2 separate regions of the Homo sapiens genome follow, and region 2 is linked to region 1. Evidence: chromatin loops called from intact Hi-C (ENCODE). Cell type or tissue: sigmoid colon. All regions are shown on one strand. Each heading gives the region's core, and the rest is flanking DNA. Links, peaks and the distances in the headings are about the cores only. Region 1 overlaps NEK10 (NIMA related kinase 10). Region 2 has its middle 89 kb from the start of SLC4A7.

Evidence for each region. Peaks named below come from ENCODE experiments on the same cell type or tissue, not always from the same donor. Only the 100,000 strongest peaks of a DNase experiment are listed, where the experiment ranks them.
Region 2: it touches region 1 in a loop (4-fold over the local background); 1 of 110 quality-filtered maps calls a loop at or near these places.

Annotation. Positions count from the first base shown.
Region 1 is chr3:27,315,392-27,323,363 of GRCh38, reverse strand. NEK10 (NIMA related kinase 10) reads left to right here. Exons shown (of 36, transcript NM_001394966.1): 6 at 1,103-1,187. Among named protein-coding and RNA genes, the nearest start is that of NEK10, 50 kb to the left of the region's middle. In sigmoid colon, for the core only: no CTCF peak of the experiment used is centred there; a DNase peak (open chromatin) is centred at 3,293.
Region 2 is chr3:27,569,015-27,576,986 of GRCh38, reverse strand. No RefSeq gene overlaps it. Among named protein-coding and RNA genes, the nearest start is that of SLC4A7, 89 kb to the right of the region's middle. In sigmoid colon, for the core only: no CTCF peak of the experiment used is centred there; no DNase peak of the experiment used is centred there.

The DNA of each region.
Region 1 (7,972 bases), core at 1,585-5,584:
CAGAGAGCCAGTGGGAGTGTCTGGGAATGCTCCATCAGTCCCTCCTGCAGCTCTTAGCGAATGGCAACAGCTTCAGTAGTGTAGAAAAGCCCAGTGCCCTTGCCTCAGTATGGGACAACTCTGAGCAGTAACTTACATTCCAGAGCCCCACTGTTCGGATTGAGGGGAGATTTTGGCTGATGTGATACCCTTGCTTGGATTTCTCCTCTTCCCTTTCCTGTTTCTCCCACTCTCTTACTGGCCTCTCCTGAGAGCATGTTTTCAGTCATTAATTTGCACACACTAATCTTCATCTCAGGGTCTGCTTCTGGGGAAACTAATCTAAAAAAATACTTTATCCCTGTGTTTCCCAAACTGAGCACCAAACTGCCTCAGGGCTGCAGAGAACTCCCAGGGGACACTGTGAGGTATTTTCAATTTTCTAAAAAACAAAACCAAAAACACCCTCAGTGCTACTCAACATCCATCAGATACAGCATGAACAACTGAAGGCAGTTTGTGATTTCAATGTTAGGTCATCCTGCCTTCCTTTAGCTGATGGTATATCTTTCAGAAGCTGAGTTTTCAGTGGTTGCTATGATAAAAAAACAAGTACTCTATGAAAGGGGGAAGAGAAAACAAAGATGGTGAAGTCCAAACTGATTCCCAGGCTTGAGAAGTTGTTTTGTTTCCACTAATGCACACACCCCCATTAATAAGTAAGTGTGGTTATGAAAATAATCTTTTGATGTAATGTATTATTTTTTCAAGTGGATACCAATTGGTTATGGCGTAAATTCTTACCAAGTTAGACCTACCTAAATTTTGGAACATTTAGCTCTTTCGTTTGATCTTAGGGTACTATGAAATATTACTGAGTCAGTAAGGGTGGTGGCATGAACCAAATAAGTTTGGGGGGGGCCTCTCCTCCACACTGAAAAAGATAGTTTAAATGTGTTTTGAATTAAAATGAGTCAAGTGTTCAAGTACCAAATAACAGTCCCCAGTGCAAATTAACTAAGTGCTTAGTGCGTTCTTTATACTCCTTCATAGCCTTGCATTTTTATGAATTGCCACACTGGGATTTTAAACGTGAACATGTTCTCTTGTTTTCTTCTTTCAGAGAGTGGGTTAATCGAGCCCCATCTATTCATTTTCTGAGAGTGTTAATCTGTCTGAGGCTACTAATGAGGGATCCATGTTATCAGGTTGGTTGGAAAAATACAATTTTTTTTTTTACTTGTTATAAAGTTGTAATAAAAGACTGGTGGGCTTTTCTTTGAAGTAGTCCATGTTTACTTTTTGTTTTCTCTCTCACAACTCAATAGCTTCCATATATGGGGAATGTCTCATCTACTATTTAAAAAGATTTGAGAGGAGCGCTTTAATGGGGACCAAAAATTTGTGTATTTCTGTTGTATTACTTATGGGATTAAGTGGATTGAACTTTTTGGTCTATGTTTTCTTTGCTATTTGGCATTTTAAACCATTTACCATTCAAGGAGGTATACACTTGGCCACATCTTCAAACATGTTCAAGGCCAAGCAGCTCCCTAGGTCAAAGTCAGCAGTGATGAGTGATGGCCTGCTCATGTGGCTGAGAGGCAGCCAATGGAGCTTTACTAGCTGCTCCAGGGTCAATCCCTTCCCAACCTCTAGAGTCAAATTTGAGCTAGAGGTGAGCAAGGAGCCTCCTGCTTGTCCCAAAGGAGGGCACTGAGGTCAAGAATCTTTTCCTGGTTGGGCATGGTGGCTCACGCCTATAATCCTAGCACTCTCCACCTCCCAGGTTTAAGCAATTCTCCCTCCTTAGCCTCCTGAGTAGCTGGGACTACAGGCACGTGCCACCATGTCCGGCTAATATTTTTGCATTTATAGTAGAGATGGGGTTTCACCATGTTGGCCAGGCTGGTCTCAAACCCCTGACCTCAGGTGATCTGCCTGCCTCTACCTCCCAAAGTGCTGGGATTACAGGCATGAACCACCATGCCTGGCCTCTGTTTTTAGTGCCTCTCAAACTTTAATGTGCATGGGAATCACCTGGACATCTTGTACATGCAGAATCTGACTCAGTATGTATAAACAAGATTCTTCATTTCTAACAAGTTTCCCAGGGATGCTATTGCTACTAGTTCATGGCCCATACTTTGAGTAGCAAAGACATAGTGCTTTAGCTGTGAGGCTCTAAAGAAAAGCTTACTTAACACTTTTTTTTTTTTAACTGAAAAAGTGTCTCCTTTTATGCCCTGCCCTCGTAAGCTACTAGGAAGCTCACACCTTTAATTTTGAACTCGATTTTATTGATGAATTGTTATTTGAGTCAGAATATGTTTCCTTTAAGTGCCAAGTTTGGAAAAGTAACCATCCTCTGTTTTACAGGGAAGCCCAAGGCCATCCCAGTGGGAGCTATCTTATTTTTTCTTTGTTGTTTGAAATATTTGGGTTATCCTGCAACTCTACTTCCCTCGTATTTCAGAAGTAACCATCTTTTCCATATTTGGCATTTGAGAAAGTATTTTGGTACCAACCAGCCACAGAGCCTACTCTGATTGGACTCTTCTGGGATTCATGGGCACTACACATCTTTCCATTAGAAGAATCGTCCTCTTCCTCATACTGTATTCTAAACTGGCCTCGTGCTATTGTAATTTAGCTAACCACAGCCCTTTGGATATGTGAGCCAGGGCATCCTTGAAATGGCTTTCTGTCCTTGTTGCTCACAGTTTTCTGGGTAGGTAAGCATCCTTATTTTCCTGTGACCAACCATACAGAACTGTGTGTTCCATGCATTTCTGAGCTGCTTATCGCAATTCAGTTTGGGTCATGTATAAATGAGCATGGGCCATAAGTTTCCTTTTGCCTGGATCAGTCTTATTATGTGCTTACTGTTCCCACTTAATTATTCATAGTGCCGTCTTTTATTCTCCAATGTGTCTCAGTTTAGATGAAAACATTATATGTGTAATATTAATAACGTTTTCCAGGAGGAAGGTCCAGTTAATCTGACTTGAACTAGCAAATATTTGTCCTAGAGATGTTCTGTTTGTTCAGAAAATCTGTTGATAAGAGTGTCTTACTCTGCTGATCTCCCATCTGAAGTTCTGTCTTTTTTAATCTCATTCTGGGTGGATTGAACAGGGTTGATTGTATTGCCCTCTGAAGGAAAAAACTCAGAGACGACTTTATGAGATTTTGTGACCAAGACACATATTAAACGAATATTGTCCTGCTGGCCAGCCTTTCCATAGAAGGGAATTATCTCCGAGTCTGTCCTCCCTGGCACTCTTTCCACACAGAAGACCACGTGCTCAGGCAGTTGTTTAACATCTTGAGGTGCCAAGAATTGTTGGCTGAAGTCACAAAGCTATGCTGGGGTTTACTACAACTTGCGACTTACGCCAGTGGCTCTCAGCATGCCTTTTTCATGGGTATCTGTTCCTTTCCTCTCTTGTTCAGTCAGTACTGCAGGGTCCATAGCGGCTCTTCCAAGCCATCTTCACTTTTCTCAGCCAAACCCTCTCCTGCCCCCATTATTCTCATCAAATTATATCATCCTCTGTTTTACAGGAAAGCCCAAGGCCATCCCAGTGGGAGCTATCTTATTTTCTCTTTTTGTTTGAAATATTTGGGTTATCCCGCAACTCTACTTCCCTCATATTTCAGAAGTAATATTCCTCTTCCTGGCCAAGGCTTTCCCTTCTACCCGCTCTCTATTTTTCCTTATCATAAAAATGTCCTTCTCTTGACCCAGCTATTCCTTCAAGTCCTCCTCCTACTTTCATACTATATTTCTTGAAAGGTCAGGCTGTCTCCTGAATCCAGTTCCTTTCCACCAGGACTGATGTATTGCATAACTTGCACATTGAATTCTATGTACAAGGTTCTCTCTGGAAGCCATTTAAATAGACCACACTGGGCCATGCTGCAGTCCTCATTCTTCGACTCAGAGGTTGCAAACTGGTGGCTTGTAGACTGGATCTTTCCTGCTAGTACAGTTTCCATTATATGTTTAGTGAATGTTCCAGCCAGGAAAGACTGGAAGGAATGACAGAGAAGCCATTTTGAAGATATAATTGTTTAGAGTTTTTCAGAATTAAACGAAGACACGTATTGAGATTTCAGTTACAGCTCGAGTCCCAAGCAGGATAAAGATAAATGTTCACCTGGATTCATTATAGTGAAGCCATAGCACATTGCTTATCAAAGATAAAGAGAAAACCTTAAAAGATCCTGAATTGTAATTATGTTAGAAACAATAATAAAAAATAGTGCGATTGAGTAGACTTCTCTCAGCCCTTACATTCCCCAACCTGTTTTTAGCAGGAGACACACTGTACCACGTTTTCTCTTTGCCTGTACTGATCCTGAGAACCTCTAGCATTTATTCAGCATTTTTTGGGTATTATTTACACGTTCCTATTCTTAACCTTGTCTTCCTAAATAACCTTCCCCAAAGTTTTTTTTTTCTTTATTGTCTTCTCCCATATCTTCCAAGCTCTTGGCTTCAACTATCTTTTTGTTGTTGCTGTTTGTTCACAAGTTCATATCTACAGCCTCAAACTTTCCCCTTTAAGTCCCAAGTTTCCAGAGACATGTTAGACAACCACCTTGATGACACAGTAGCATAATGGTTTTCAAAGTGTGGGCCCGTGTACAGTTTACAGGTCTCTGAAACCCTTTCAGGGATTCCACAAGATCAAAGCTATCTTCAACACGATGCTAAATTATTCTCAGTGATGTTATTTGTCTTGTCACTCTCTTACATGTGTGCTGTGGGATTTTCCCTAAGCTACACAACATCTCATGACATCATGGCCCTGGCAGCTGATGGAACATGTGTACTTGTGTATTCTTATGTTTTAAAAATTTCTCACTTTTAATTTCTAATACAATAAATATAAACAGATACATTCTAACCCATGTAAACAAAGCTCTTTGAGGTTCTCAGTAATTTTTAAGAGTGTAAAGGGGTTTGAGACCAAAACTTTGAGAACAGCAATTGTAGCATATTATACTCAATAACTTTATAATGGAGCTCTTCAATTCTTCCCCTCATCCTTGAACTTTTGGAATCAATTCCTGATTCTTTTAATGGCACCATATTTTGTCAGACTTACGGTAGAAAACTTTAGAAGTATCTCTTGTATTTCCTTTTTTCTCATCCTCCTACAAATCGAGTATACCAAACCTTTTAGAAGAGTGGTTACTGTTCCAAACCTAGAAAGATAGGTAAAGGCCAGTCCACAGAGGGGCATTAAAATCATAACCAAAGAATAAACTTTGGCTGGGCGCGGTGGCTCACGCCTGTACTCCCAGCACTTTAGGAGGCCGAGGTGGGTGGATCACGAAGTCAGGAGATCGAGACCTTCCTGGCTAACACGGTGAAACCCCGTCTCTACTAAAAAATAGAAAAAATTAGCCGGGCGTGGTGGCGGGCGCCTGTAGTCCCAGCCACTGGGGAGGCTGAGGCAGAAGAATGGCGTGAACCCGGGAGGCGGAGCTTGCAGTGAGCCAAGATCGCGCCACTGCACTCCAGCCTGGGCAACAGAGGGAGACTCTGTCTCAAAATAAATAAATAAATAATAAATAAATAAATAAATAAACTTTATGGAGCCACTGATGATTTTTGAACAGAGGAGTAAATGGTCATGTCAGTGATTCAGTGTTAAAAGTTATGCAGTGTGTTCAGCATTCATTGATTTAGTTGCCACGTAGGCTTAGGATGAGAGCCCTAAATGGAAATGACAGTTTTGGCTGTAATAAAAATATATTGGCAAAATGTGCTCCATTCTTAAAAACATACTTTTTACCAGTATTATATTATTGAGTCTATTTTTTTTAAAAAAGGAACAATTCAGGGGGTAAGCTTAGGAAGGACATTGTTCACAGTTTACAGATTGAACTAAAGTTCAGATTACCCAGGGAACTTTCTCCAAGTCATTAGACTCAGAAATATAGAAACCAGTTTTATGGCCCTCTGGCCTGTGACAAGTGAAAGATGCTGAGGGCTAAAAGGGCACACAGGGCGCATTGCTGTAATCTAAGCTTGCAGTCATATTTGCTTTTCAGGTCAGTAACTAGAAGTGTTAAGCCCATGTGTATACATACCTTGTAGTCATGGTTTTCTTTAGTTTACACTCTCAGGTTAGTACAGTCCTGTTGGTATAAGGAAAGGAAATGCAAGGAAGACCAGGGTCTGTGAGCAATCTCCTGGCCTTGCTCCACTTTCCATGGGAGCATGGAGGGAAAATATTCATTTCATAAATGAAGGTTAAATTCTTGAGTACATAACATAATGACAAAATTCTCTAAGAGGGAGTAAGCGTCTTTCTCATTCTTCTACTCTATAGCAGCACTTCTCAAACTTTATTCCACAGGAGTAATACGTGTCCTGGGAAACGAAGTGTGCTTTGGTTAGGGATGTTTAGAAAAAGCTGCACACTAGTTCTTCTTTTAGAGACTTATAGTGCTCAGCAGCGCCAAAGAGTCCTGAGATAGAGAATTTGTTAAATCTGTTTTACCTTACATTTCCCAAGCTGATTGGACAATAAAACTCTCTCTTTCTCTCTGTCTCTCTCTCTTTTCTTTTTTTTTCTTTTTTCTTTTTTTGGTAGAATGCCTAATTCCATCCACTGCACAAAATAAAATGACTGTTTCCAGGACATGGTTTAGGAAACATTGAGTTAGTCCCATATCATCAAAATTATTGAATAAATTTATTGTCATGGCAAACATTTAAAAATAACATTACCATGACCATTTAAACATTATTCTCTTCCTTGGTGTCTTCCCACTCCCAAGCTTCAGATGAATCTCCTTCATGTGAATAACTCCCAGATTTTAGTCTTTTGCCCTCACCTCATTTTCTGTGGCCTGTTGTATTTTTTTCACCTGGGCCTGCGGCACTGCAGTATGTCCAAAATAGAGTCCTCTGCTCTATCTCAGCCTATTCCTTTCTCTCCCCCTGTGTTAGTTAATTATGACATTGTGCCCAGCCACTCCCACTTAAATAGACTGATGTCTTTGACTTTGCTTCTTTTCTTCCAATCTTTCTTCATGTTCCGTTGATCATATCGCTTCAAATACTACCCCTTTCTCTCCATTCTTACTCCTGCTGTCACTGACCCCCACCTGAGCTCCCAGTTGATACGCTCCCCATCTCCAGTTCATTTTATGACTAGAAGGAAGTCCCCACAGCTAATTCTGGCCAGTCCCTTGCTCACACGTTTTCATTGGGTATCACGGTCTGCATGAAAACGTTCAAATTCAGGCTCACATCTAAGTCCTCCCACAGTGTGAATCCACCCTAATTTTCTAACATTTTTTCCCAGTAATGCCCTCCATGGAGTTACGGAACTGCTTCTCTCGGAATTACAGCATGTCTTGATGTTTTGTCTGCACAATTTCTATTCACCTTTGAGCCTCCTATTCTCTTTGCTGGAATCTCCTTTATTTTCACCTCTTCCCGATCTTTACTTGGCAAATCCATCCATCCTTCCAGTCCCCATTTAGAGACCACCACCCACATGAGGTGTCTCTTAGTCCTCTCAGCAGGAATGAGGTGTCTCTATTCTGGCGCCTCGTAACACTGCATGTATAATTTACTTTTAACACTTATCTCGTTCTGTCTTAAGTTCTAGTTGTTTGTATACCCACCTTATGCTTGCTTACAGCTCAGCAAAGAGCACTCCTGCCATCTACATATGTGTGTCTCCAGAGCCTAACTCAAGGATTTTACATAGGTGGAATGGAAAAAATGTTTGTTGAATAAATATAACTGGTTTTAAATGTTATTTTAATTTTTATGTGTACAAAACCTCCTACCATAAATAGAGATCATATGTACAATATTCTCGTGCTCTTTAATTATAGCTCTTCTAGAGTGAATAGCATTGATGAGGCTTCAAATTAGTAGGTAGTCATAGAACTATTTTTAATTGAGTTCTAAATGTTCTTTTAAAATTTAATTTAGATGTAAGTGTGTTCAGTATTT
Region 2 (7,972 bases), core at 2,665-6,664, 250 kb before region 1:
AAAACCTCATCTCTCCAAAAAAAAAAAAAAAAAAAAAAATTAGCAGGCCTGGTGGCACGCACCTATAGTCCCCCAGCTACTTGGGGGGCTGAGGTGGGAGGATCACCTGAGCCCAGAAGGTAGAGCCTGCAGTTCGTCATGATTATGCTACTGGACTCCAGCCTGGACAACAGAGTGAGACCCTGTCTCAAAAAAATAAAAGAGAGAGGCCAATCTGGAAACCCCTGACTCCTAGGAAAGTCAGAATTATACCAAGTGCCTTTTTTCCTTCACATAGAAGACCATGTCCCACCTTATTCTAAATTAAACAATGAGTGAGGCTTTGCTGTTGTCTTGTTGAGCTTTGGAATATGGTTCTACACTCCAGTATACTCACCTACCCTCCCACCCCAGCAAAAGTTTTAAAGTCCTATTAACTAAAACTAATCCTGAATTCAGAGATAACATCTGGGATAGTAAAAGGTGAACATGTGACAGTGTAATGCTAATTTTCTAAAGAACAGACAGAGTACAGGACATTACTTTGGGCAAGTAATGCTTTGTCAGGACATAGTGTCTCCCTTACGAAGGGAGCAATGAAGCAGCTAGAACAATGACTGGGCAGGAGCTCTGCATGAGGAGAGTGCAGGAACTCAAGAAACATTCTTGGGTTGCTAATGATCCTGATTCTCACGAGCCAGTTGATTGCAGTTCACTGGGAAGGATTTGTATTTGTATGATACTGAGAAATATATATTTGGTCTTTGACCGTGTGTGCTGGCACACAACTCCTAAAATCCTTGGAATATTCAAAGTGATAAGTGTCTTTCATACACTGAGTTGACTCAAGGCTGGCAGTTCCTAGGTAGTTGCAGGATGGGGGCCTGGTCACCAGAAGGAACAAGGCAGGGTTAGAGGGGATGGGACTTTCAGCTCCATCCCCCAGCTTTCAGGGAAGTGCACAAGAACTCATCCATGTGCCAAGAGAATGTCCCCAACTTCACAGGGACAAAACTGCCGCACTCAAGGACTCTTCTAGAACTCATCCTGTGTATCTCTTCATGTGGCTGTTTATTTGTGTCCTTTAAGATATCCTTTGCATTAAATTGGTCAATATAAGTATTTCCCTAGTTCTGTGGGCTGCTCTAACAAATTAATCCAACCCAAATCGGGGGTTGTGAAAACCCCAAGTTAAAGCTGGTTGGTCAGATGTTCCAGGGGCCTAGATTCATGACTGGTGGGAAGGAGAGGGGGCAGACTTGTGAGATGGAACCCTCATCCTGTGGTTTCTGATGCTATACAGCTGGGATCCACTGCAAAACTGATTGCTTGCATGGTGTGTGGGGAGAAACTCCCACACATTTGCTCACAGAAGTCTTCTGTGTTCGTTGTTGTTGTGGTGTGAGAACAGCAGACAGATGGTTTGAGTTTTTTCCGACACAATTAGGGTTCAACAAAATATAGCAAGGCAATATCCTTTGTGCTCCTATTCCTTTTAGAAATCTTTTAAAGCAGTATGCAGGAAAAAGAAAAGTCCAAGAGTGACTAAAAGAATCTGCAAAGTAAATGAAGGCCAGGGAGGTGCCCACAACAAGCAGGTAGTCTAATGGGGATTTAGATTCTCATTAACACTAGTTTTGGGCCAGGTGCAGGGGCTGACTCCTGTAATCCCAGCACTTTGGGAGGCCAAGGCGGGCAGATCACTTGAAGTCAGGAGTTTGAGACCAGCACAGCTAACATGGTGAAATCTCATCTCTGCTAAGAATACAGAAAGTAGCTGGGCGTGGTGGTGGGAGCCTGTAATCTCAGCTACTCCGGAGGCTGAGGCAGGAGTATTGCTTGAACTTGGGAGACGGAGGTTACAGCGTGCTGAAATCATACCACTGCACTTCAGCCTGGGCAACAGAGTGAGACTCCATCTCGAAAACAAAAAACAAAACAAAACAAAACACCACTAGTCTTGGTCTTTGGTACTAATAAAAATAAAATAATAAGATAAATAAATTATTGCCAGGTGTGGTGGCTCACACCTGTAATCCCAGCACTTTGGGAGGCCGAGGAAGGTGGATCACAAGGTCAAGAGTTCAAGATCAGCCTGGCCAAGATGGTGAAACCCCATCTCTACTAAAAATACAAAAATTAGCTGGGCATGGTGGTGGGAGCTTGTAATCCCAGCTACTCAGGAGGCTGAGGCAGAAAATTGCTTGAACCCGGGAGGTGACGGTTGCAGTGAGCTGAGATGGTGCCACTGCACTGGTCTAGCCTAGGCAACAGAGCGAGACTCCGTCTCGAAAAAAAAGAAGAGAGATAAATGAATTATCAGTAATACATCAGTGTGTGGACATACTACTTCCCTGTTTGACATCTTGAGAAGCCATAGGCCCCAGCTGGGAGAACACATGTTTGGCTCAGAGCTGTGTCTGAACCTTGTCTCCACACCTAAGGAATGGGAGGAGGCAGGCTTTTCAGCTCCTCCACTTTCCCACTCCCCAGTGCAGAGCTCAGTGAGTGACCCAGGACTGGTGCAGAGCCCGTTGTCTCATTGTCACTGGAAATGCAGCAACGCAAAGACTGCTTTATTTCATTTTGTTTGGGGACTAAAAGACAAGAAGATTAAAGCACATGGCACTCGTTTTAAAAACAGGAATAGAACAGATGGGGTACGGAGCATCTACACAATTATTTTATTACTCTTGGGTTGTTACCAATGTTTGCTCCTTCTCAGCACAAAAACACTAGAGACTTTAATGACAGGTGTGTACATGAGTGTGTGTGTGTGTGTGTGCATGCTGACTGATGTGACATTCTCTCATTAGGGTCTTAGAGTCAACCTAGCCAGTCCTAGGCACAGTTATGAAGCAATATCATGGAGCACCTGAATACAAGTTTTGGAAGAGCCCTTTGGAATCATAGTTGCCAACTTCCTCATTTTGTAGTTGAGAATTAAAGTCCAGAGAGATGAGCTTTTTTGGAGAATCATGTAGCTTGTTGATTAAGGTGAGTCATGAGCCCAGGAATCCAGCAAGATACAGTGGAAAGAACACTGGCCTAAGACCCGGTGTCTGGGTCCTTCTACCAGGTCTGCCATCCACTGGCTCACTGCATGATCTTAGATAAGTCATTTAGCCTCTCTGAGTCTCAGTTTCTTCACTTATAAAAAAGACTATAGGCTGGGCATAGTGGCTTTCGCCTGTAATCCTGTACTTTGGGAGGCGGAGGTGGGAGGATCATGAGGTCAGGAGTTCAAGACCAGCCTGGCCAACATAGTGAAACCCCATCTCCACTAAAAATACAAAAATTAGCTGGGCATGGTGACGCATGCCTGTAATCCTAGCTACTTGGGAGACTGAGGCAGGAGTATGGCTTGAACCTGGGAGGCGGAGGTTGCAGTGAGCCAAGATCGTGCCACTGCACTCCAGCGTGGGTGACAGAGCGAGACTCTGTCTCAGAAAAAAAAAAAACAACACATTATAACAACTTAATACGGACCCAGCCCCAGCTTCTCTCAAAGCGTGTGTCATTCCATTTTGCATTGCTATAAAGGAATACCCAACACTGGGAAATTTATAAGAAAAGAAGTTTATCTGGCTCATAGTTTTGCAGGCTACAGACACATGGCACCAGCATCTGCTTCTGGTGAGCCTCCAGGAATCTTTTACTCATGGCAGAAGGCAAAGAGGGAGCAGGTGTGTCACATGGCAAGAGAGGGAACAAAAGAGAGAGAAGAAAGGAGGTGCTGGTCTCCTTCTAACAACCAGCTGTCTCGTGAACTAATAGAACAACCATTCACTCATTATTACTAGGATGGCACTAGGCCATTCATGAAGGTTCTGCCACCCATGACCCAAACACCTCCCACTAGGCCCCACCTCCAACATTAGGGATCACATTCCAACATGAGATTTGAAAGGGACAAACATCCAAACCATATCAGTTTGTGAGAGCAAATGGGTCTGAAAAAAATAAATGATTGCGTGGATGTGGGTATGTGTGGTGTCTATACCAAAATGTAATCTGTGCACTGTTGTGGGAAGAGCTTGGGGAGAGGAGTACCAATTTGTTACAATTATTTTGGTTGGTCCATTGCAAATAATAAATCAGCTCAAACTTGCTTAGGAGGTAGAGAGGGAGGAAGGAGAAGAGAGAGAAAGAGGCAGAGGGGGAAGAACATGGTGGGGTGGATAGAGAGACTGATTTTGACTTATTGATCCTGTAACAGAGAAGTCCAGAGATAAATAGATACAGCTGGATCTAGGAACTCCAGTGATGCCATCTGAGCTCACCCTCTCTCCCCCTTATCTCAATTATCCTCTTTGATGGCTCCATTATTAGGCTCTTCGTGGTGGCTCCTGGTAGATTCAGGCTCACATCACCCTTACAACTTCTAGTCTTATTGGAAAGAATTTCTTGCTTTCTTTCACCCGATTAAAATAAGGGCCTGGCCGGGCACGATGGCTCACGCCTGTAATCCCAGCACTTTGGGAGGCCAAGGCAGGCCTATCAGGAGTTCAAGACAAGCCTGGCCAATATAGTGAAACCCTGTCTCTACTAAAAATACAAAAATTAGCCAGGCGTGGTGGTACACACCTGTAGTCCCAGCTACTTGGGAGGCTGAGGCAAGAGAATTACTTGAACCTGGGAGGCAGAGATTGCAGTGAGCCGAGATTGTGCCACTGTGCTTCAGCCTGGGCGACACAGTGAAACTCCACCTCAAAAAATAAATTAATTAATTCAATAAAATAAAATAAAATAAGGGCCTAACTCTGGTCACGTGCTCATCTTTGAACCAATAACTGGCCAAGGGAAGAGTGTATGGTGACTGGCTTGTGCCTGGAACCTGGGATGGAGACATCTTCACCCAAATAACAAAGATTGAAGTAAGTAGAGGGGGCGGTTTCCAAAAGATAAATGTGGGCACTATACCAGAATAAGGAGGAATGGATCCTAAACAGGAAAAAGATAACAGAAATTGCTGAGAGTCAGGCAAGCCTAGGTTCCCATTTTAGCTTTAGACAAAAATATTCACTTCTTTGAGGCTCAATGTCCTCTTCTGTAATATAACAGGAATAATCTTTTTCTCCAAGGGGTGCAATGAGCATTACAGAAAGTACTATAAGCCTTGTCAGGAAAGCTGAGCAACTGCTGGGAAAGGAATTAATCTGTGAAAGGAGCACGGGGCTCAACAAGACTGTACTAGAAATGTAACAAGATGGAGAAAATCAAATTCCCCTAGTCCACTCAGGAAAAGTGCTACACATGACTGAAAGGAATATATTCATAAACAATTTGGGGTAAGGGTAGAGAACAAGAACTCAAATCCCTAATATGCCTTTGGAGAAGATACAACAATTACTTACAGGGCTTTACTTTTGTTGTAGGTATTTGCAAGTTTGTAACAAGAGTTGAATTGTGCTGGAATGTAGAGGGGACACTGAGCCTTGTTAACGACCTTCATCCTCCATCCATCTCCCCAAGGAAGCCCAGCCTCTTTTCTCACTATGTTGTCATCACATATTTAAAGAATGTGGGTTGAAGGGACGCCAGTGTTTAAAAGCAATTTAGTACATGGTCCTTAGTGGATACTTTATTTTCCCTTTATAAAAAATTTTTCTTAGGTGTGTGAGGGATGGCTGGGAACTCAAAATCATATCATGTAAGCATTATGTTGAAAGAATTGCAGATGTTTAAAAAACAGGGAACCACAGGTATACAGAGGGACTATTGTGACTATTTCACATATTTAAAGGCTGACATGCAGAAAAGGCTTTAGGTGTTTTGAGCAGCTCCAGAGAGTTGAACTAGCAGCCACTGAGGAATGTAGGGACAGGGAGATTTTAGGATACATGGGAAAGCACTTCAACACTTGAAGTTGCCAGCAATGAAATCATTTGCCCTGATATGTACTAAGTTTCTTCTCAGTTCAGGTGTGGGGTGGGTATGGGAACAACCAGTTGTCACAAATGCTATGGAGAGGATTCAGGTCTCCTGTGGACATTTTTCCCTGGAAAGGGGTGTAGAAAATGCAGTGTGTGCCTCGCCCACAGACTTTCCCTCAGACTTTCCATGTCAGTGTGCTCTGGCCGACTTCCACCTTCCAGCGTCTGCATCATGGAGCCTGAGGGAGTTTCTGAAACTGTGGAAGGCCACCCTGTCCTTCTATGTGTGGCAGGTTGAAAGGGCTGGGAAATTATGACTCCCCCAGGAGCAGCCCTCAACAAATGACTCTCAGGATTTGGCATATAAATTATTTGAGCCACCTCACCCTGGGGTGGGATAATTCTGAGGACATGTTTTGTACCATTTCCCAGAGCTTCCCTGAGATTAGACTCTAGCTGCCCACAGAGAAAACTTGCTTAATAACACACCCTTTTATTGGCTGCCTCCCTTTCTCTTCCCCATCTCACTTCCTCTCTCCCTTATGGTGTCCCTGGGATCAATTCCCAACTAAACAACTTACACAGGAATCCTTGTTCCAGAGTATGCTTCTAGGGAGACCCAAAGTATGAGAAGTATCTTCTTCTTCTTTTTTTTTTTTTTTTTTTTTGAGATGGAATCTAGCTCTGTCGCCAGGCTGGAGTGCAGTGGTGCGATCTCGGCTCACTGCAACCTCCGCCTCCCGGGTTCAAGCAATTCTCTGCCTCAGCCTCCCAAGTAGCTGGGACTACAGGCACCTGCCACCACATGGCTAATTTTTGTATTTTTAGTAGAGACAGAGTTTCACCATATTGGCCAGGCTGGTCTTGAACTCCTGACCTTGTGATAGGCCTGCCTTGGCCTCCCAAAGTGCTGGGATTACAGGCGTGAGCTACCGCACCGGGCCGAGAAGTATCTTCTAACAGTGTTTGTTCATTTAGTTGTCAGTTTGCGTGCAGCTACAACGGAATACCACAGATTGGGTGATTTATAAAAATAGATGCTCATGGCTGGGTGCAGTGGCTCACACCTGTAATCCTAGCACTTTGGGAGGCTGAGGTGCGTGGATCATCTGAGGTCAGAAGTTCAAGACCAGCCTGACCAACATGGTGAAACCCCATCTCTACTAAAAATACAAAAATTAACTGGGCATGGTGATTACAGGGCGCCTATAATCCCAGCTACTTGGGAGGCTGAGGCAGGAGAATCACTTGAACTGGGAGGCAGAGGTTGCAGTGAGCCGAGATTGCACCATTTCACTCCAGTCTGGGCAACAGAGCGAGACTCTGTCTCAAAAAAAAAAAAAGATGTTCATTTTGCTCACTGTTCTGGAGGATGGGAAGTCCACGATCCAGAGGCTTCAACTGCTGAGGCCTTTCTTGTTGCATCAACAAAAGGCATCACATGGCAAGAGTGAGCAAAAGAGTGCTGAACTCGCTTTTATAACAAAACCATCCCCACAGTAAGTAACATACTCCCGTGCTAAAAACACCAATCCATAGCCAGACACAGTGGCTCATGCCCTTAATCCCAGCACTTTGGGAGGCCAAGAGGGGAGGATCACTTGAGCCCAGGAGTATAAGACCAGCCTGGCCAACACAGTGAGACCCTGTCTCTATAAGAAATAAGATTTTAAAAAAATTTTTTTAAAGGAAAAAGAATAAAATAAAAATAATAAAAATAAAAAGATTAATTTGGGCTGGGCATGGTCGCTCAGGCCCATGAGCTCAGCACTGTGGGAGGCCAAGGCAGGCAGATCACTTGAGTCCAGGAGTTTGAGACCAGCCTGGGTAACATAGCAAAACTTCGTCTCCATACAAAACAAAAAAAAAAGAAAAAGAAAAGAAAATGAGTGAAGTGTGGTTGTGCATACCTGTAGTCTTAGCTACTTAGGAGGCTGAGATGGGAGGATCAATTGAGCCCTTGAGCTCAAGGCTGCAGTGAGCTGAGATTACACCACTGCACTCCAGCCTGGGTGACAGAATGAGACCCTGTCTCAATAATAATAATAATAATAATAATAATAATCCATGAATGACCTAATCACCTCTTAAAAGTCCCACCTCTTAATACTGTTGCA